Regions from separate parts of the Homo sapiens genome. Here region 1 is linked to region 2. Evidence: read pairs that join two places in POLR2A ChIA-PET (ENCODE). Cell type or tissue: OCI-LY7. All regions are shown on one strand. Each heading gives the region's core, and the rest is flanking DNA. Links, peaks and the distances in the headings are about the cores only. Region 1 has its middle 21 kb from the start of TIMM8A. Region 2 overlaps BTK (Bruton tyrosine kinase).

Evidence for each region. ChIA-PET counts read pairs that join two places held together with the same protein. Peaks named below come from ENCODE experiments on the same cell type or tissue, not always from the same donor. Only the 100,000 strongest peaks of a DNase experiment are listed, where the experiment ranks them.
Region 1: POLR2A ChIA-PET joins it to region 2 with 7 read pairs; 4 of 35 experiments call an interaction of 5 or more read pairs at or near these places.

What each region holds. Positions count from the first base shown.
Region 1 is chrX:101,321,642-101,334,294 of GRCh38, reverse strand. It overlaps the pseudogene RNU6-934P. Among named protein-coding and RNA genes, the nearest start is that of TIMM8A, 21 kb to the left of the region's middle. In OCI-LY7, for the core only: no CTCF peak of the experiment used is centred there; a DNase peak (open chromatin) is centred at 7,504; H3K27ac peaks cover 1,407 bases.
Region 2 is chrX:101,377,279-101,385,941 of GRCh38, reverse strand. The region is part of intron 1 of BTK (Bruton tyrosine kinase); the gene reads left to right. Among named protein-coding and RNA genes, the nearest start is that of BTK, 4.6 kb to the left of the region's middle. RefSeq lists an enhancer at 265-484. In OCI-LY7, for the core only: no CTCF peak of the experiment used is centred there; DNase peaks (open chromatin) are centred at 1 and 2,041; H3K4me3 peaks cover 3,568 bases; H3K27ac peaks cover 3,462 bases.

The DNA of each region.
Region 1 (12,653 bases), core at 4,696-9,695, 56 kb after region 2:
CTGTTTTCCATGGTGGCCATACTTGTTTACATTCCCACCAGCACATAAAAATGTTCCCTGTTCACTGCATCCACACCAACATCTACTGTTTTCTGATTTTTTGATTATGGCCATTCTTGCAGGAGTAAGGTAGTATTGCATTGCAGTTTTGATTTGCATTTCCCCGATCATTGGTGATGTTGAGCATTTTTTCATATGCATTTGTATATCTTCTTTTGAGAATTGTCTTTTCATGTCCTTAGCCCACTTTTTGATGGAATTGTTTGTTTTTATCTTGCTGATTTGTTTGAGTTCATTGTAGATTCTGGATATTATTCCTTTGTCAGATGTATAGATTGTGAAGCTTTTCTCCCACTCTGTGGGTTCTCTTTACACTGCTGACTGTTCCTTTTTTCGTGCAAAAGCTCTTTAGTTTAAGTCCCAGCTATTTATCTTTGTTTTTATTGCATTTGCATTTGGGTTCTTGGTCATGAAGTTCTTGCCTAAGCCAATGTCTAGAAGGGTTTTTCTAATGTTATCTTCTAGAATTTTAATAGTTTCAGGTCTTAGATTTAAGTCCTTAATCTATCTTGAGTTGATTTTTGTATAAGGTGAGAGATGAAGATTCAGTTTCATTCTCTGACATGTGGCTAGCCAATTATCCCAGCATCATTTGTTGAAAAGGGTGTCCTTTCTCCACTTTATGTTTTTGTTTGCTTTGTTGAAGATCAGTTGGATGTAAGTATTTGGGTTTGTTTCCGGGTTCTCTATTCTGTCCCATTCATCTATGTGCCTATTTTTATACCAGTACCATGCTGTTTGTCTGACTATGGCCTTATAGTATAGCTTGGAATCAGGTAATCTGATGCCTCCAGATTTGTTCTTTTTGCTTAGTTTTGCTTTGGCTATGTGGGCTCTTTTTTGGTTCCATATGAATTTTAGAATTGTTTTTTCTAATTCTGTGATGAATGATCGTGGTATTTTGATGGGAATTGCATTGAATTTGTAGATTGCTTTTGGAAGGATGGTCATTTTCACAATATTGATTCTACCCATCCGTGAGCATGGGATGTGTTTCTATTTGCTTATGTCATCTATGCTTTCTTTCAGCAGTGTTTTGTAGTTTTCCTTGTAGAGGTCTTTCACCTCCTTGGTTAGGTCTATTCCTAAGTATTTTATCTTTTTTGCAGCTATTGTAAAAGGGGTTGAGTTCTTGATTTGATTCTCAGCTTGGTCGCTGTTGGTATATAGAAGAGCTACTGATGTGTGTACATTAATTTTGTATCTGGAAACTTTGCTGTACTTTTTTATCAGTTCTAGGAGCTTTCTGGAGGAGTCTTTAGGATTTTCTAGGTAAACAATCATATCATCCACAAACAGCGACAGTTTGACTTCCTCTTTACCAATTGGATGCCCTTTATTTCTTTCTCTTGTCTGACTGCTCTGGTTAGAACTTCCAGTACTATGTTGAAGAGGAGTAGTGAGAGTGGGCATCCTTGTCTTGTTCCAGTTCTCAGAGGGAATGCTTTCACCTTTTCACCATTCAGTATTATGTTGGCTGTGGGTTCGTCATAGATGGCTTTTATTACATTGAGGTATGTCCTTTGTATGCCGATTTTGCTGAGAGTTTTAATCATAAAGGGATGCTGGATTTTGTCAAATGCTTTTTCTGCATCTATTGAGATGATCATGTGATTTTTGTTTTTAATTCTGTTTATGTGGTGTATCACATGTATTAACTTGCATATGTTAAACCACTCCTGCATCCCTGGTATGAAACCAACTTGACCATGGTGGATTATCTTTATTTTTTTCTTCTTTTTGAGACAGTTTTGCTCTTGTTGTCCGGGCTGGAGTGCAATGGTGCGATCTTGGCTCACCGCCACCTCTGCCACCTGGGTTCAAGCAATTCTCCTGCCTCAGCCTCCCGAGTAGCTGGGATTACAGGCATGCGCCACAACGCCCAGCTAATTTTGTATTTTTGGTAGAGATGGGGTTTCTCCATGTTGGTCAGGCTGGTCTCGAACTCCTGAACTCAGGTGATCGGCCAGCCCTGGACTCCCAAAGTGCTGGGAATTACAGGAGTGAGCCACCATGCCTGGCCCCTGGATTATCTTTTTGATATATTGTTGGATTTGCTTACTTGTATTTTGTTAAGGACTTCAGCATCTATGTTCATTAGGGATATTGGTCTGTAGTTTTGTTTTTTGGTTATGTGCTTTCCTGCTTTTGGTATTAGAATGATAGTGGCTTCATAGAATGATTTAGGGAGGGTTCCCTCTTCCTCTATCTTGTGGAATAGTGTCAATACAATTCTTCTTTGAATGTCTGGTAGAATTCTGCTGTGAATCCGTTTGGTCCTGGACTTTTGTTTTTTGTTGTTAATTTTTTTTTTTTTTTTGAGACAGAGGCTCGCTCTGTCACCCAGGCTGGAGTGCAGTGGTGCAATCTCAGCTTACTGCAACCTCTGCCTCCTGGGTTCAAGAGATTCTCCTGCCTCAGCCTCCTGAGTAGCTGGGATTACAGGCGCGTGCCACCACACCTGGCTAATTTTTTTGAATTTTTAGTAGAGACGGGGTTTCACCATATTGGCCAGGCTGGTCTTGAACTCCTGACCTCGTGATCCACTCGCCTTGGTCTTCAAAGTATATGCTGGGATTACAGGCGTGAGCCACCACGCCTGGCCCTTTTTTGTTTTTTGAGATGGAGTCTCACTCTTTTTGCCCAGGCTGGAGTGCACTGGCTCAATCTCAGCTCACTGCAACCTCCGCCTCCAGGGTTTAAGCAATTCTCCTGCCTCAGCCTCCCAAGTAGCTGGGATTACAGGTGCCCGCCACCACGCCCAGCTAATGTTTTTGTATTTTTACTAGAGATGGGGTTTCACCATGTTTGGCCAGGCTGGTCTTGAACTCCTGACCTCAGGTGATCCATCTGCCTCGGCCTCCCAAAGTGCTGGGATTACAGGTGTGAGCCACCACGCCCAGCCCTTTTCTTGGTAATTTTTAAATTACCATATCAGTCTCACTGCTGGTTATTGGTTTGTTCAGAGTATCTAATGCTTCCTGATTTAAGCTAGGAGGGTTGTATCTTCCCAGAAATTTTTCCATCTCTTCTAGATTTTCTAGTTTAAGCATGTAAGGTGTTCATAGTAGCCTTGAATGATCTTTTGTATTTCTGTGGTGTCAGTTGTACTATCTTCCCTTTGGTTTCTTATTGAGCTTGTTTGGATTTTCTCCCTTCTTTTCTTGGTTAATCTTGCTAATGTTCTATCAATTTTATTTATCTTTTCAAAGAACCAGCTTTTTGTTTCATTTATCTTTTGTATTTTTTTGTTTGTTTGTTTCAATTTCATTTAGTTCTGCTCTGATCTTGGTTATTTCCTTTCTTCTGCTGGGTTTGGGTTTGGTTTGTTCTTGTTTCTCTAGTTCCTTGAGGTGTGACCTTAGATTGTCTGTCTGTGCTCTTTCAGACTTTGTGATGTAGGCTTTTAGGGCTATGAACTTTCCTCTTAGCACCGCCTTTGCTGAATCCCAGAGGTTTTGATAGGCTGTGTCACTATTGTCATTCAGTTCGAAGAATTTTTTAATTTCCATCTTGATTTCATTTTTGAGCCAATGATCATTCAGGAACAGGTTATTTAATTTCGATGTATTTGCATAGTTTTGAAGCTTCCTTTTGCAGTTGATTTCCAGTTTTATTCCACTGTGGTCTGAGAGAGTGCTTGATATAATTTCATTTTCCTTAAATTTATTGAGGCTTGCTTTGTAGCCTATCATATGGTCTGTCTTGGAGAAAGTTCCATGCACTGTTGAATAGAATATATATTCTGAGGTTGTTGGATGGAATGTTCTGTAAGTATCTGTTAAGTCCATTTGTTCCAGGGTATAGTTTAAATCCGTTGTTTCTTTGTTTACTTTCTGTCTTGATGACCTGTCTAGTGCTGTCAGTGGAGTATTGAAGTCCCCCACTATTATCGTGTTGAGGTCTATCTCATTTCTTAGGTCTATTAGTAATTGTTTTATAAATTTGGGAGTTCCAGTGTTAGTCCTTATATGTTTAGGATTGTGATATTTGCCTGTTGAACAAGGCCTTTTACTGTTACATAATGTCCCTCTTTGTCTTTTTTAGTTGCTGTTGCTTTAAAGTTTGTTTTGTCTGATATAGGAATAGCTACTCCTGGCCAGGCACCGTGGCTCACGCCTGTAATCCCAGCACTTTGGGAGGCTGAGGTGGGTGGATCACAAGGTCATGAGTTCAAGACCAGCCTGGCCAATATGGTGAAACCCCGTCTCTACTAAAAGTACAAAAATTAGCCAGGCATGGTGGCAAGTGCCTGTAGTCCCAGCTACTCAGGAGGCTGAGGCAGGAGAATAGCTTGAATCCAGGAGGCGGAGGTTGCAGTGAGCTGAGATTGCACCACTGCACTCCAGCCTGGGTGACAGAGCGAGACTCCATCTCAAAAAACAAAAACAAAAACAATAGCTGCTCCTGCTCGCTTTTCATGTCCATTTGCATGAAATATATTTTTCCACCTGTTTACCTTAAGTTTATGTGAGTTCTTACGTGTTAGGTGAGTCTCTTGAAGGCAGCAGATAGTTGGTTGGTGAATTCTTTTTTTTTTTTTTAATGGAATTCTTATCCATTCTGCAATTCTGTATCTTTTAAGTGGAGCATTAAGTCCATTTACATTCAATGTTAGTACAGAGATGTGAGGTACCATTCCATTCATCATGCTATTTGTTGCCTGTATAGCTTGTTTTTTTTTCTTTTTGTTTTTAATTTTTTTTTTTTTTAAGACAGAGTTTCGCTCTTGTTGCCCAGGCTGGAGTGCAATGGCATCTTGGCTCACTGCAACCTCCGCCTCCCAGGTTTAAGTGATTCTCCTGCCTCAGTCTCCCAAGTAGCTAGGATTACAGGCAAGTGCCACCATGCCCAGCTAATTTTTGTATTTTTAGTAGAGATGGGGTTTCACCATCTTGGCCAGGATGGTCTCGAACTCCTGACCTCGTGATTCACCCTCCTCACCCTCCCAAAGTGCTAGGATTACAGGTGTGAGTCACTGCACCCAGCCTGTATTTTTGTTTTATTGGTCCTATGAGATTTATGCTTTAAAAAGTTTCTGTTTTGATGTGTTTCCAGGATTTGTTTCAATATTTAGAGCTCCTTTTAGCAGTTCTTGTAGTGGTGGCTTGGTAGTGGCAAATTCTCTCAGCATTTGTCTGTCTAAAAAAAAAACCTATCTTTCCTTCATATGTGAAGCTCAGTTTCACTTGATACAAGATTCTTAGCCGGGCACAGTGGCTCACGCCTGTAATCCCAGCACTTAGGGAGGCTGAGGCAGGTGGATCACCTGAAGTCAGGAGTTCGAGACCAGCCTGACCAACACGGAGAAACCCCGTCTCTACTAAAAATACAAAATTAGTTGGGCATGGTGGTGTATGCCTGTAATCCCAGCTTCTCGGGAGGCTGAAGCAGGAGAATCGTTTGAACCTGGGAGGCTGAGGTTGCAATGAGCCAAGATAGTGCCATTGCACTCCAGCCTGGGCAACAAGAGTGAAACTCCGTCTCAAAAAAAAAAAAAGATTCTTAGCTGATAATTGTTTTGTTCGAGGAGGCTGAAGATAGGGCCTCAGTCCCTTCTAGCTTGCAGGATTTCTGCTGATAAATCTGCTGTTAATCTGATAGATTTTCCTTTATAGGTTACCTGGTACTTTTGTCTCACAGCTCTTAAGATTCTTTCCTTCATCTTAACTTTAGATAAGCTGATGACAATGTGCCTAGGTGATGATCTTCTGGCAATGAATTTCCCAGATGTTCTTTGTGCTTCTTGTATTTGGATGTCTAAGTTTCTAGAAAGGCTGGGGAAGTTTTCCTCGATAATTCTCCCAAATATGTTTTCCAAACTTTTAGATTTCTCTTCTTCCCCAGGAACGCCAATTATTCTTAGGTTTGGTCATTTAACATAATCCCACACTTCTTAGAGGCTTTGTTCATATTTTTTTATTCTTTTTTCTTTGTCTTTGTTGGATTGGGTTAATTCGAATACCTTGTCTCTGAGCTCTGAATTTCTTTCTTCTACTTGTTCGATTCTATGGCTGAGACTTTCCAGAGCATTTTGCATTGCTATAAGTGTGTCCATTGTTTCCTGAAGCTTTGATTGTTTTTTACTTATGCTGTCTATTTCATTAAAGATTCCTCTCTTCACTTTTATTTTTTTTTTTGAGATAGAGTTTCACTCTTGTTGCCCAGGCTGGAGTGCAATGGCGCTATCTCGGCTCACTGCAACCTCCGCCTCCCGGGTTCAAGCGATTCTCCTGCCTCAGCCTCCTGAGTAGCTGGGACTACAGGCATGCGCCAACACACCTGGCTAGTTTTGTATTTTTAGTAGAGATGGGGTTTCTCCATGTTGGTCAGGCTGGTCTTGAACTTCTGACCTCAGGTGATCCGCCTGCCTTGGCCTCCCAAAGTGCTGGGATTACAGGCATGAGCCACCGTGCCCGGGCTTCTCTTCACTTCTTGTATCATTTTTTTATTTCCTCTTTTTTTTTTTTTTTTGAGATGGAGTCTCACTCTGTCGCCCAGGCTGGAGTGCAGTGGCGCAATCTTGGCTCACTGCAACCTCCGCCTCCCAGGTTCAAGCGATTCTCCTGCCTCAGCCTCCCGAGTAGCTGGGACTAAAGGTGTGTGCCACCACACCCGGCTAATTTTTTTGTATTTTTAGTAGAGACGAGGTTTCACTGTGTTAGCCAGGATGGTCTGGATCTCCTGACCTCATGATCCACCCGCCTCAGCCTCCCAAAGTGCTGGGATTACAGGCGTGAGCCACTGTGCCTGGCCAATTTTTTTATTTCCTTACATTGGGCTTCACCTTTCTCTGGTGCCTCCCTGAGTAGCTTAATTAGTAACCTCCCGAATTCTTTTTCAGGTAAATCAAGGATTTCTTCTTGGTTTGGATCCATTGCTGGTGAGCTAGTGTGATCTTTTGGGGGTGTTAAGGAACCTTGTTTTTTCATATTACCAGAGTCAGTTTTCTGGTTCCTTCTCATTTGGGTAGGCTCTGTCAGAGGGAAGGTCCAGGGCTGAAGGCTGTTGTTCAGATCCTTTTGTCCCATGGCATGTTCCCTTGATGTAATACTCTCCCCCTTTTCCTGTGGATGTGGCTCCCTAAGAGCTGGGCTGTAGTGATTGTTACAGCTTTTCTGGATCTAGCCACCCAGCAAGTCTACCAGGCTCCAGGTTGGTACTGGGGGTAGTCTGCACAGAGTCCTGTGATGTGAACCGTCTATGGGTCTCTCAGCTGTGGAAACCAGCACCTGTTCTGGTGGAGATGGAAAGGGGGTGAAATGGACTCTGTTAAGGTTCTTAGCTTTGGTGGTTTAATGCACTATTTTTGTGCTGGTTGGCCTCCTGCTGGGAGGTGGCGCTTTCCAGAGAGCATCAGCTGTGATAGTATGGGGAGGAACAGGTGGTGGGCGGGGCCCTAGAACTCCCAAGAGTATATGCCCTTTGTCTTCAGTTACCAGGGTGGGTAGGGTAGGACCACTGGGTTGGGGCAGGGCTAGGTGTGTCTGAGCTCAGAGTCTCCTTGGGCGGGTTTTGCTGCAGCTGCTGTGGGGGATGGGGGTGAGGCTCCCAGATCAATGGGGTTATGATCCTAGAAGGATTATGGATGTCTCTACTGTGTTGTGCAGGTTGTCAGAAAAGTGAGGGAAAGCCAGCAGTCACAGGCCTCACACAGCTCCCACAGAATCCAAAGGGCTGGTCTCACTCCCACTGTACCCCCACCCCCACCCCACCAACAGCACTGAGTGAGCAGGGCTGAGAACTTGCCCCAGGCTACCCACCTCCCAGCTGTGAAAGCAAGTATGGCTTTCCTTCTTCCCCCACCTGTGGAGTCTGCACACCAGATTCATGCCCCACCCCCCGCCGAGTTCTGGCCAGAAGACTTCTTGATCAGTTCAAACTGTTTTTTTGTTGTTTGTTTGTTTGTTTGTTTTTGAGACGGAGTTTTGCTCAGTCGCCCAGGCTGGAGTGCAGTGGCATGATCTCGGCTCACTGCAACCTCCGCTTCCCCGGTTCAAGTGATTCTCCTGCCTCAACCTCCCGAGTAGCTGGGATTACAGGCATGCGCCACCACGCCTGGCTAATTTTTGTATTTTTAGTAGAGACGAGGTTTCACCATGTTGGCCAGGCTGGTCTCGAACTCCTGACGTCAGGTGATCCACCCTCCTCACCCTCCCAAAGTGCTAGGATTACAGGCGTGAGCCACTGCGCCCAGCCTCTGTTCAAATTGTTACAAAGTTCGGCTGGAGATTTCTTTCTCCCTGTGACCTTTTCCAAGTGCCTCTGGCCGCCCTACCAAAGGACCCCTGTAAGGCCAGGCAGAAATGGTTTGCTAGGGGACCCAGTGAGCTCACAGGGCTTTTCCCGCTCTTTCCTCTACTCCTGTATTTCACTCAGTATCTAAATTGACTCAGCTCCAGGTAAGGTCAGAATCTTCTCCCATAACCTAGGCCTTCAGTTTCCCCAGTGGGGGTATGTGTTCAGGGGCAGACGATCTCCCTTTCCCACTTCCACAATTTGGGCACTCACAGTATTTGGTGTGCCTCCTGGGTCCTGCAAGAGCAGTCTGCTTCCTTCAGAGGGTCTGTGGGTTCTCTTGGGTTTCCTGATTTATTCCTGCAGTCGTTCTGGAGCAAAAATTCATGATGCGAGCCTCCACATGCTGCTCTGTTCATCGAAGTTGGAGCTGCAATCTAGTCTTGCCTCCCGTCTGCCATGATCCACCTTCTTCTTCTTCTTTGTTTTTATATGGAATACTTCACGGATTTGTGCATCATCCTTGTGCAGGGACCATGCTAATCTTCTCTGCATCATTCTAATTCCAGTACATGTGCTGCTGAAGCAAGCACACGTGCTTAGGTTCTGATGGCCTGTAGAGGCAGGAGACAGAGCCTTGGGCCTAAGTAAGGCAGGAGGTTGGAACTGAAACACCTGTAGGAAGTTGGGAGTTTCAAAGGACAACACCTTCAATAAGGTTGAACTAGACAAAAATTCATTCACTAGTATAGGAAGACAACCTGGGCTGTAAGAAGGTAGAAAACAGGGTCTCCCTCTGAGGCCTGCTTTCACATGGGTTTGGGATTCAAAATTTATAACTCCTACACTGTCCAGGAACCCTCCACACTAAAAAATGAGTACAAAGTGTATACGCACTTAAGAGTATAACTATTGTTATTCCTACCAAGCAGAAGCAACATAAAACAGCTCTAGAGAGACATATCCCTCACAAGATCCCCACAAGTAAAGCTGCACTGAACACAATTTAAAATAAAAAATTACAAAACACATGAAAAAACACCACACCATAATCAAATGTCTGAAGACACAACACATAGAATTAGACCCCGAAATATGCAATCTAATACACACTATAAAATTGCTTAAAATGATTAAAGATATAATTGAAAATGTAAGAAAAGAACAAGACATTATTTTATTTTTACAGATTTGAGGATACAAATGCAGCTTTGTTACATGGATATATTGTGTAGTGGTGAAGTTTGGGCTTTAAAGTGTAACCATCACTCAAATCATATACGTAGAACCCATTAGGTAATTTTTTTTTTTTTTTGAGACAGAGTTTCGCTCTTGGTGCCCAGGCTGGAGTGCAGTGGCGCCATCTTGGCTCACTGCAATCTCTGCCTCTTGGGTTCAAGCGATTCTCCTGTCTCAGCCTCACGAGTAGCTGGTATTACAGGCGTGTGCCACCAAGCCCAGCTAATTTTTCGTATTTTTAGTAGAGACAGGGTTTCATCATGTTGGCCAGGCTGGTCTCAAACTGCTGAACTCAGGTGATCCACCCGCCTTGGCCTCCCAAAGTGCTGGGATTACAGGCGTGAGCCACTGTGCCTGACCCATTAGGTAATTTTTTATCCCTTACACCTCTTGCACCTCCCACCTTTCTGGGTCTACAATGTCTATTATTCCACTCCAGTACACTAGTTTTAAAAGGCCAGGTAGTATTGAAAAAGAACTCTAGACATGAAAAAAAGTTTTAAATTTAAGAACTCAATGGACATGTTAAACCACAGATTGGGCACAATTAAAGAGAAAAGTGGTAACTGGAAAAATAGATATATAGAATGCAACACAGAGAGATTAAGAAATAAAAAATATGAAAAGAGGTAAAGAAACATGCAGGACAAATTTTAAAAGTAATATTCAAAGAAGTAATGACTGAGGGTATTCTAGAACTGATTATTTAAAAATGTGAATTCTCGGGCCAGGCGCAGTGGCTCACGCCTGTAATCCCAGCACTTTGGGAGGCCGAGGCAGGTGGATCACCAGGTCAGCAGTTCAAGACCAGCCTGGCCAAGATGGTGAAACCCTGTCTCTACTAAAAATACAAAAAAATGAGCCAGGTGTGGTGGCAGGCACCTGTAATCCCAGCTACTCGGGAGGCTGAGGCAGGAGAATTGCTTGAACCCGGGCGGCAGAGGTTGCAGTGAGCTGAGATCACGCCACTGCACTCCAGCCTGGGTGACAGACTGCAACTCTGTCTCAAGAAAAAAAAAAAATTAAAATTAAAAAAATAATAAAAATGTGAATTCTCAAATTCAGAAACTATGAGTCCTGAGCAAGATAAATACAACTAAATTCACATTTAGACCATTTTATTGAATCTTTAGAACATCAAAACGAATGATCCTGGAGATAATACTTAACATTTTCTATGTGCCAGGATTGTTCTAAACACTGTACCCAAGAGATAATCATTTTAATATATTGGTATATTTTCTTCCAGTGTTTTATCGATGCATGTATATGCACAATACAAAAATTCAAAACAAAATCAGAATAATCCTATACATAAAAACTTGTATTCTTTTTTTTTTTGCTCAACATTTTACCATAAGCATTTTCCTATGTTATTAAGCAGCAGCAATAGCTGCAATAACAGTGTAAATGACAACTAACATTTTAGTGTTGTTGTCAGGAGTATGGGTTTTGAAATCAAACTTTCTGTGTTTGAGTCCCAGTTCACCACTTACTAGCCATGTGGCATTGCACAAGTGACTCATCCTCTCTCTGATTCCATGTCCTCAGTAGTAAAAACCTACATCCTGGGGTTATTGTGAGTTACCATTTACTTTTTTTTTTTTTTTTTTTTGAGACAGAGTTTCGCTTTCGTCGCCCAGGCTGGAGTACAATGGTGCAATCTCGGCTCACTGCAACCTCCGCCTGCCAGGTTCAAGCGATTCTCCTGTCTCAGCCTCCCCAGTAGCTGGGATTACAGGCGCTCACCACCACACGCAGCTAATTTTTGTCTTTTTAGTAGAGATGGGGTTTCACCATGTTGGCCAGGCTGGTCTCGAACTCCTGACCTCAAGTGATCCACCCGCCTCAGCCTCCCAAAGTACTGGGATTACAGGCGTGAGCCACTGCGCCCCCAGCCTTGTGAGTTCCTGTTTACTAAGCTATCTGCTGGGCACTGTGCTAAACACATGAATAATGCTATTTAAAAAAAAAAAAAACCAGTGGGTTAGAAACTGCTCTTGGTCCTATTTTTATAGATGAGAAAAGTGGGGCTTAGGAAGACTCTTAGGTGATTTGCCCAAAATCATATGGCCAGTGATGGAGCTTTGACTTGAATTCAGATCTATCCCCAAAACCTATGCTTTCGATTGTTGTGCTACACTGTTCTTCCATATCATTTTATTTTATTTTATTTTATTTTATTTTATTTTATTTTATTTTATTTATTTATTTAGAGACGGAGTCTCTCTCTGTCATCCAGGCTGGAGTGCAGTGGCACGATCTCGGCTCACTACAACCTCCGCCTCTCGGGATCAAGCAATTCTCCTGCCTCAGCCTCCCGAGTAGCTGGGATTACAGGCATGTGCCACCACACCCAGCTAATTTTTGTATTTTTTTAGTAGAGATGGGGTTTCACCATGTTGGTCAGGCTGGTCTCGAACTCCTGACCTCATGATCCGCCTGCCTCGGCCTCCTAAAGTGCTGGGATTACAAGTGTGAGCCACCGCGCCCAGCCTCTTCCATATCATTTTAAAGGCTTCATAGTATGTACAAATCATAAAGTTCACCACAATATTCCTCAAATGTTGCACATTTAGATCCTTTCCATTTATTTCCTATGACAAATAACCTGGTAAAGCTCATCTTTGCCCATAAAATATTGTGTGCACTTCAGATAAACCCTTTTAGGGGAGTTACTCTGAAGTGGACTTACTAAGTAAAGAAAGTATGACATTTTAAGGGTCTTAATATATGTTAGCAAACTGCTTTTCAGAAAGGTTAAAACCATTTACATACTCACTGGCAGTGTATGAGAGCAAAGTTGAGTTTTTTATTTTTTATTTTTTTTATTTTTTGAGATGGAGTCTCACTCTGTCGCCCAGGCTGGAGTGCAGCGGCGCACTCTTGGCTCACTGCAACCTCTGCTTGCCAGATTCAAGCGATTCTCCTGCCTCAGCCTCCCGAGTAGCTGGGACTACAGGCGCGCGCCACCATGCCTGGCCAATTTTTTGTATTTTTAGTGAAGACCGAGTTTCACCATGCTGGCCAGGCTGGTCTGGATCTCCTGACCTCGTGATCCACCTGCCTTGGCCTCCCAAAGTGCTGGGATTACGGGCGTGAGCCACTGTGCCTGG
Region 2 (8,663 bases), core at 1-5,000:
AGGGTGGGAGTGTCATCAGCACAAGGCCCTGGCAGTCCCTTCTGGTGATTAGAGAGGCCGAAAGGGTCCTTTCCGACAAGGGCTGAGGGTGGGCGGAACAGGAAGAGAAAAATGTGACATGAGGTGACCATCCGAACAGGTAGCAAATGTTAGAAAGGGGTACCTCTGGCAAACTTAGTGGAAAAGTAATATTGCAGGGAGCAGTCAGATAAAAACAAGCCCTTCTGTCAAATAGTGCTTGAAGACTCAATAGGGATACATGGGTCAATGAAGCCTTTAGAAAAAGAAATACTAAGAGGCAGATTCTCTGAGAACATGGTAAAAGCTCACGCTCCACGTTATGAAGTTGACCTTTGTGAGCTAGGGAAAGGCCTGGCTAGGCCAGGGTGTAGGCTACCTGCCTTGAGCTGTACCAGGCCAAATGTCGCCAGGGTCAGAGCTGGCTTATTAAAGGACTGTGTGGAAGCTGTGCCAACCTCGTGGTAACAATGGGTAAAAGACTGGGCCAGGAGAAAGCAGCCTCTGCCTCAGCCCAGACAGTGCGGCCAACCCTTGAGGTTGTGGCAAAGGTTTCTCCTCTTACCATTGCCCTCCATGTGCATGGCTTGCTTTTCTCTTGTCTTCATTATTTCTCCTTTCCTTTCCTCCTCTCCAACCTCCTCCTCTTCCCACTCATCCTCTTTTCTCTACCTATATCCCCTCTTCATTATACCCTCCTCTGTTCTGTTGATTACCAGACCCTGACATACAGTTAGCACTTAACAAATAATTGCCGAATTGCATTGACTTTTTCTTGCTCCTTTCTTCCCCCGCTCTTTTCCCTTTTCCTTTCCCTTTCCATTTCCTCCTCCCTGCCTGCCTAGCACCTTCCCCATAAGGTGGTTGTGAGCAGTAAATGTGCAAATACATGTAAAGCTTTTAAAACAGGGCCTGGCAATAGTAAGTGCTGGATCTCAGTATTTGCTATAATTTTTACTCTGCCTCAGACCTGCCAATGTCCCCCAGAGGGCCTACCTAGAGCAAATAATATGACATTTAGAATAAAAGTGATTGGTGACCCCAATCAAGACATCCTTGGATAAGTTGCCCAGACTCCAGCCTCTCTGGAGCCTCAGTTATTTGATAAAATAATGTCACTTTCCAAATAAGCCACAAAATGCAAATACTCATGGCAACCTAAAGCATTATACCCAAACAGTGTCCCTTAGGGCTTGTCCTGTCTATTCTGACTCCTTTTATATTCAAACTATTTAAACTGCTTGCTTGTGTTGAAGTCCAAATTTCCATTGCGTATGGCTATTGATATTTTTGTTTGGAATTTTTTTTTTTTTTTTTTGACACGGAGTTTCACTCTTGCTGCCCAGGCTGGAGTGCAATGGCACGATCTCGGGATCTCAGCTCACCGCAACCTCCGCCTCCCGGGTTCAAACAATTCTCCTGCCTCAGCCTCCCAAGTAGCTGGGATTACAGGCATGTGCCACCACGCCCAGCTAATTTTGTATTTCTAGTAGAGACGGGGTTTCTCCATGTTGGTCAGGCTGGTCTCGAACTCCCAACCTCAGGTGATCTGCCTGCTTGGGCCTCCCAAAGTGCTAGGATTACAGGCGTGAGCCACCGCACCCACCCTGGAATTCTTTGTAAACTCCTTATGGTGCGAACTAATGTAACTTTCCATCCAGTTATGGGGGATTGGTGCAATTTTAAATTATCACTATGATTTGCTATTTCCATTTGAGCAAATTTCCTATAGAGTTTCCTTTCAGTGGACTAGACCCATATCAGGAAGTGACTTAGGTATAAAGGGAAGATACAGCTTTCGAAAACCAAAGTTTGGGCGTTCTCCAAAGAGTTATCAGATACCCCCTTCTACACCCACAATGATCTGATTGCTGAGATCTGATTGCTAACTACTGAAAATAAGGAAGAACTAGAATTTTCAGTGACACAGTGCTCAGCAAGAAGCTAGAAAAGAGGCCTTGACATATTTGACTCCAAAGCTACTTGGTTATGCATGAAGCCATCTGGGGAGGGGAAGGAGGAGGGAGAACTCCTCTGAGGACCCTGAAACAATTGGGCCACGTGTGACTTTCAGTTTCTATGGAGATTCATGTGCAGTGGCTGAGGGCAATCTGAGAGCATTGGAAACCCAGAAGCTTTAATACCAGGCTCTTCTCTCCGCTCTTAGAAAGTTCTCACAAGATGTCTTTAGGATTATATTGGTTATTTGAATCTCAAGGAGAAGCTCCTCTCACTGCCCTACCTCCCTGAACTGAAAACAAACTGTAGTCTGTTAGCTCACCCTAGAAGAAGGAAATTCTAGAGTCAAGAGAAGTTAAGTTTTAGACAAGCTGGAAGTTGGAATATACTGGAGTTTAAGATCATTGACTCAATGAAAAAAAAAAAAGATTTGTCTGCAGTAAAACCAGAGTTTTAAAAATGATTAGAAATGGACCAGAAAAGAGATAAGGATAATGAGAAAGGGGGCTCTCTAAAACTATTTGGAACTGAAATTGGGACAATGTTTCTGGAAACTATTTTGGCAGTATGTATCAAAATGCAAAATGCACATACTTTTTTGACTCTGGAAATGATGCTTGTATAGAGATCCTAATAACATGGGAAAATAATTAGGAATAATGTTAAATAAGAACATTAGATCTTTTTTTGGAAAAAGGTACCTTGAACGGATGGATGGATGGATAGATACATACATACATGCATACATACATACATAGATGTTACGAAAAATAGGTAAATTAACTGAATGTGCAATATGATCTCAAATATTATAAGAAACACACACAGAAAAAAATGGAAGGAATATGCCGATATATTAATGCCTCTGGATGAGTTTATGAATGATTTTTTCTTTTTTATATCCCTGTACTTGACATATTTTCTACAATAAGCATGTTTTATTTTACTATATTTTGTTTTATTTTGAGATGGGGGTCTCCCTATGTTTCTCAGGCTGACCTTGAACTCTTGGGCTCAAGCAATCCTCCAATATCAGCCTCCTGAGTAGCTGGGACTACAGGTGCACCCCACTGCACCCAGCTGCGTGTGTTATTTTGATATCGATGGAAAAAATAAATAAAATGTTTAAGCCAAGGAAAACAAAAACTAGGTTGAAAAAGAAGGCCAAAAGGGCACACAAGTCCAGAGTGAAAGACAGACACCCCAGCAGTCACCCTCAGAGCAGAGGGAGAATATTGAAAGTATTACCACTGATCTGATCTGGCACTGACTATAAACTTGCAGATTGGCTCTCTGGCTCTCCTTCCATCATCAGTTGGCCAGAATATATTGTCGCTAATGCAAGACAAAAAGAGATGATGAATCACAGAGACCTAGAAGTTTCCAAAACCACAGAAGAAAAATGTAAAATGCTAAAAACATAAGGCCAGGCGCGGTGGCTCAAGCCTGTAATCCCAGCATTTTGGGAGGCCGAGGCAGGTGTCATGGTGTGCGGCTGTAGTCCAAGCTACTCAGGAGGCTGAGGCAAGAGAATTGCTTGAAACTGGGAGGTAGCGATTGCAGTGAGCCAAGATTGCGCTACTGTACCGAAGCCTGGATGACAGAGCGAGACTCTGTCTCAAAAATAAATAAATAAATAAATAAATAAATAAAACATGAACTGCTGTGGAAGAACCAGAGAGCCCTAAGGCCTCCTGTAAATGACTACAGCAGGAGAGTTTCCCTGGTCAGCATGCAGCTTTCGAAAATTGAGTTTGGCTTGATGCCTTCATCACAAATTTGGTCCCCTGTAGCCTTGACTATGAAGCTTATCATAAAATAATTGGGTTTCACTGGGGCCCGAACAAAAGCATCTTGGGAATTTAACAAGATTAAAGGTTGCTTTGTTGCTGTGGGTATGATTTTTTTTTCTTTTTTCTTTTTTTTTTTTTTTGAGACGGAGTCTGACTCTGTCACCCAGGCTGGAGTGCAGTGGCACGATCTCGGCTCACTGCAACCTCCGCCTCCTGGGTTCAAGCAATTCTCCTGCCTCAGCCTCCTGAGTAACTGGGATTACAGGTGCGCGCCACCACGCCAGGCTAATTTTTGTATTTTTAGTAGAGACAGGGTTTCTCCATGTTGGTCAGGCTGGCTGCTCTCAAACTCCTGACCTTGCCATCCAGCCGCCTCAGCCTCCCAAAGTGCTGGGATTACAGGCATGAGCTACCACACGTGGCCATATGTAAATTTTAAACATGTAAACCAATACTGTATATCTTTTATAGATATTTACATCTGTAATGATAATATGAAAACGTACCTAGGAATGATAAACACCAAATTCAAGATATTGGTAATCTCTAAGGAGGGAGAAGACTAAGATTTTGGAGTACATAAAGGGGTCTTGATTATATAGATAGTATTTCAGTTCTTAACACGTTCTCTTCTGGTCCCAAGGCCAAGGAATTCTCAATTGAAATCTCAGTTAGAACGTGAAGGATGCTTCTTGGGACTGGGAAGAGATTTTCCGTAGGCCAAATTTAACCTCCCACTAGAGATAGTTGATAATTCTACCACATTTCATAGTGAAGCATCAGGAAGACAGGACTGAAAAGGCAAGAAGGAATGATGCAAATTGCATAGTCCAAAAGATAAGCTGGACCTAGGTTTGCCAGTTTGTCTAAGTAACTGAGAATTCATTCTGAGATCAAAAAATCAAAATAATGTTCACAGCAGCATTGTTTATCACTGAAAGCAAACAACCTAAATGTCCATCAACAGGAGAATGAATAAATATATTGGAATGTATTCATCATATAGAATATTTTATGCATATAAAAATGAATTAAAACATATGAAGTAGAACTAGCCAGATAAATAAATCCTAACATATTATATTGAGGGGAAAAAAGCAAGTTGCTGGAGAATGTGTACCATATATATATATATAAATTTTCTTTTTTTTTTTTTTTTTTTTTCGCGACCGAGTTTCACTCTTGTTGCCCAGGCTGGAGTGCAATGGCAAGATCTCGGCTCACTGCAACCTCTGCCTCCCGGGTTCAAGGGATTCTCCCGCCTCAGCCTCCTGAGTAGCTGGGAGAGTAGCGTTGGCCCAGCTAGTTTTTGTATTTTTAGTAGAGACAGGGTTTCTCCATGTTGGTCAGGCTGGCTGCTCTCAAACTCCTGACCTTGTCATCCACCCGCCTCAGCCTCCCAAAGTGCTGGGATTACAGGCCTGAGTTACCGCACCTGGCCATATGTAAATTTTAAACATGTAAACCAATACTATATATCTTTTATAGATACTTACATCTGTAATAATAATATGAAAACATACCTAGGAATGATAAACACCAAACTCAAGATATTGGTAATCTCTATGGAGGGAGAAGACTAAGATTTTGGAGTACATAAAGGGGTCTTGATTATATAGATTGTATCTCACTTCTTAACACGTGAGGCAATATGGCACAATTTTAGGATTTTGTAGAGCTAAGCGGTGAGTCCAAGATTGTAATGTTATAGTCCCTGTACTTTCTATTTGAAATATTTCATAATATAAAACAAAGTATATTTGAGGCCAGGTGCAGCAGCTCATGCCTGTAATCCCCACACTTTGGAAGGCTGAGACAAGAAGATCACTTGCATCCAGGAGTTTGAGACTAGCCTAGGCAACAAAGTGAGACCCGTGTCTCTACAAAAAAATTAAAAATTAGCTGGGTGTGGTAGTGCACACCTGTAGTCCCAGCTACTTGAGAGGCTGAGGCAGGAGGATCGCTTGAGCCCAGGAGGTGGAGGCTGCAGTGAGTGGTGATCTTGCTACTGCACTCCATCCTGGGTGACAGAGTGAGACCCTGTCTCAAAAAAATAGAAGGTATATTTGATCAAAGTTTTATATTCACAGTAAGCAATAAGAACCCTAGGGACAGAGAAGGGTGGATGTTCCACCTAAACACTGTGCTTTCATTCCATCAACAATGAAACATCCAGGAAAGGAAACAACAAGTGACTCTAGAAATTCACTAGTTAGACAGAATCTCCTTGGGAATGATTTAAAGAGGGAAAATGTAAGAAAACCTGGCAAGACTAAGAAGAGTCCTCAAGTGCAAAAAAAGTATAGTTGACAGTTACCAGAGACAGATCATCCTTACCAGCCTGGAGGAATATTGCAGAGGAAAGAGCTTAGGATCTTGAATACTCTCTTATCTCCTGTATTTACCACCATTTCCTCTCTTGCTGAACATTCCTAGAAAATGGAGAGGAGTTTGTCACAACTGCTCTTTGATGATAGCCATGGAGAATGACAGGGGCCCCAAGGCAGATGGCATCAACCTCATCAAAGACCAAAAAACAAATAAACGAACAAAAATCCCTCCGGTAGGCAGTGAAACACCACAAAAAAAGCAAGGGCTATAGATGATATACCAAGAGCTACAGATGGATGAGGTTGGACAAGTCACATAACCTCTGTGTCAGTTTCCTCATCTGTTTGTTGTGAGGAATAAATGAAATAATGCCTGTAAAATGCCTGTCAGGTAGAAGTCACTGAAAGGAACAGAAGTTCCATTCCATCCCCCTAAGGAAAGACAGGGAATGGCCAGAATCTTCCTAGCCAATTGAGTAGTGCTTTCAAGGAGAAATCAAGAGAAAACACTACTTCTTGGATATTTTGGCTAAGTAGTCATTTGAAGTACAGTTGACTGGTTATTTTATTTTAAATCATATCTCATAGACTCTTCCCAATCATAGGCTGGCTGTGTAGTTTTCTGAATTTTGCTCTGGTATTCTTCTTCTTTTTTTTTTTTATTTTTATTTTTTATTTTTTTTTTGAGACTCCAGGCTGGAGTGCAGTGTCACGATCTTGGCTCACTGCAACCTCCGCCTCCCGAGTTCAAGCGATTCTCCTGCCTCAGCCTCCTGAGTTGCTGGGACTACAGGCGCCTGTCACCACGCCCGGCTAATTTTTTGTATTTTAATAGAGACGGGATTTCACCATGTTGGCCAGGCTGGTCTCTAACTCCTGACCTCAAGTGATCCGCCAGCCTCAGCCTCCCAAAGTGCTGGGATTACGGGCATGAGCCACTGCGCCTGGACTTATTATTCTTAATAGTATTTTATCTTATGAGCGAAGATAAGAGCCCAAGATGGTTTAGTTTACTGATTCTGCAAGTGCTATTTCTATTAATTCCTTGGCATACTGCAGTTTGTATGATGGCTGCACTCTTGTTAATAAGCTTCGTCTTTCTGAATTCTGTTGCTCCATAGGGAGCTGGGAGGCTGCAAAAGGTGGCCCTGTAAAAATCTTTGCATTTATAATTTAATAAAGGGGACATTGTAACACTGGAACTCCATATTTTAAATGAAGAGCTCTGTGTCTATTTTTTCTCCTCCCCCATTTCTTTCTTTCTATAAACAACAGTGGTGTGTGTGTGTGTGTGTGTGTGTGTGTGTGTGTGTCTGTATGTTTGAGACATTCAAGTCACTTCCATTTCCACCCTTCACCCTGAGTGGAGCTCAGGGTTAGCCATCATTGTGCATATTTTGTGGTCAAACCGACTCTGTAGGCTACTGAAATTGTTTTAAAAAAATTGGGGCCTTTACTGGCCAGGCACGGTGGCTCATACCTGTAATTCCAGCACTTTGGGAGGCCAAGGTAGGCAGGTCACCTGAGGTCAGGAGTTCAAGACCAGCCTGGCCAACATGGGGAAACCCCACCTCTACTAAAAATACAAAAATTAGCCAGGTGTGGTGGCACACGCCTGTAATCCCGGCTACTTGGGAGGCCGAGGCAGGAGAATTGCTTGAACCCAGGAGATGGAGGTTGCAGTGAGCCAAGATCGTGCCACTGCACTCCAGCCTGGGCAACAAAGCAAGATTCCGTCTCAAAAAAAAAAAAAAAAAATGGGGCCTTTCACAATAAGTACCCACAGAAGCTTTACCCTCTAACTACTTTTTAACTCAGAGCTGTGTGTTACACACCAACCTTCTGGAGGACTCAAAAATGGATCCCTTTCCTTTCACATTATTGAGTGATGGACCAGTGGCACCTAAGGAAGAGCTACCACATTTTCAGGCTGTGTGAGTCTGGACTGGATCATAAGAAACAGGAGAAAAGCAGTCAAAGAAGGTGGTACCAAATCATGGCAATTCTGGTAGACCTCTAGCTCAATGATCTAGAGGTGGAGGCCATTTCACCTTTTGCTCAGAGGGGCGATGGCTAGTGAGAGACTTGCTTACTTCCTCATAGTCAGAGCAGCACTAAACCCTGCCCAAACACAGATACTTGAGAGAGAGGAAGACTTCCTCTTGTACAAACTGGATTTGTTCTAAAACAGAGAAAGAGTAGAGGCAGCTTCCAGAAGGACCTGTCTTATAGGAAGTAAGAGCAGGGGACAAGAATGAAACAGATGGTGGGTCTAAGCAGGGAATGTATCCACCAAGAGCCTGCAACAAAACTAAAGATAAAATGTTGCCTGCGATTTATTCGGCTAAGAGAAGTACACCAGACATGGTTTGTTGGGATGCTTCTGACCCCATTTACTGGTCACAGTACTCAATTTATTTAGGGTTTTATTTTTTATCCTGTAATTTGAGTCTTTGATTGTGAAGAGGTACTTAATTATAATTTGCCACAAGAATAATTGTGGTATGATTACAGGGCTCTCAATGAGTTGGTAGTTCCTGAGAATAGAGTAGTATTATTTGGT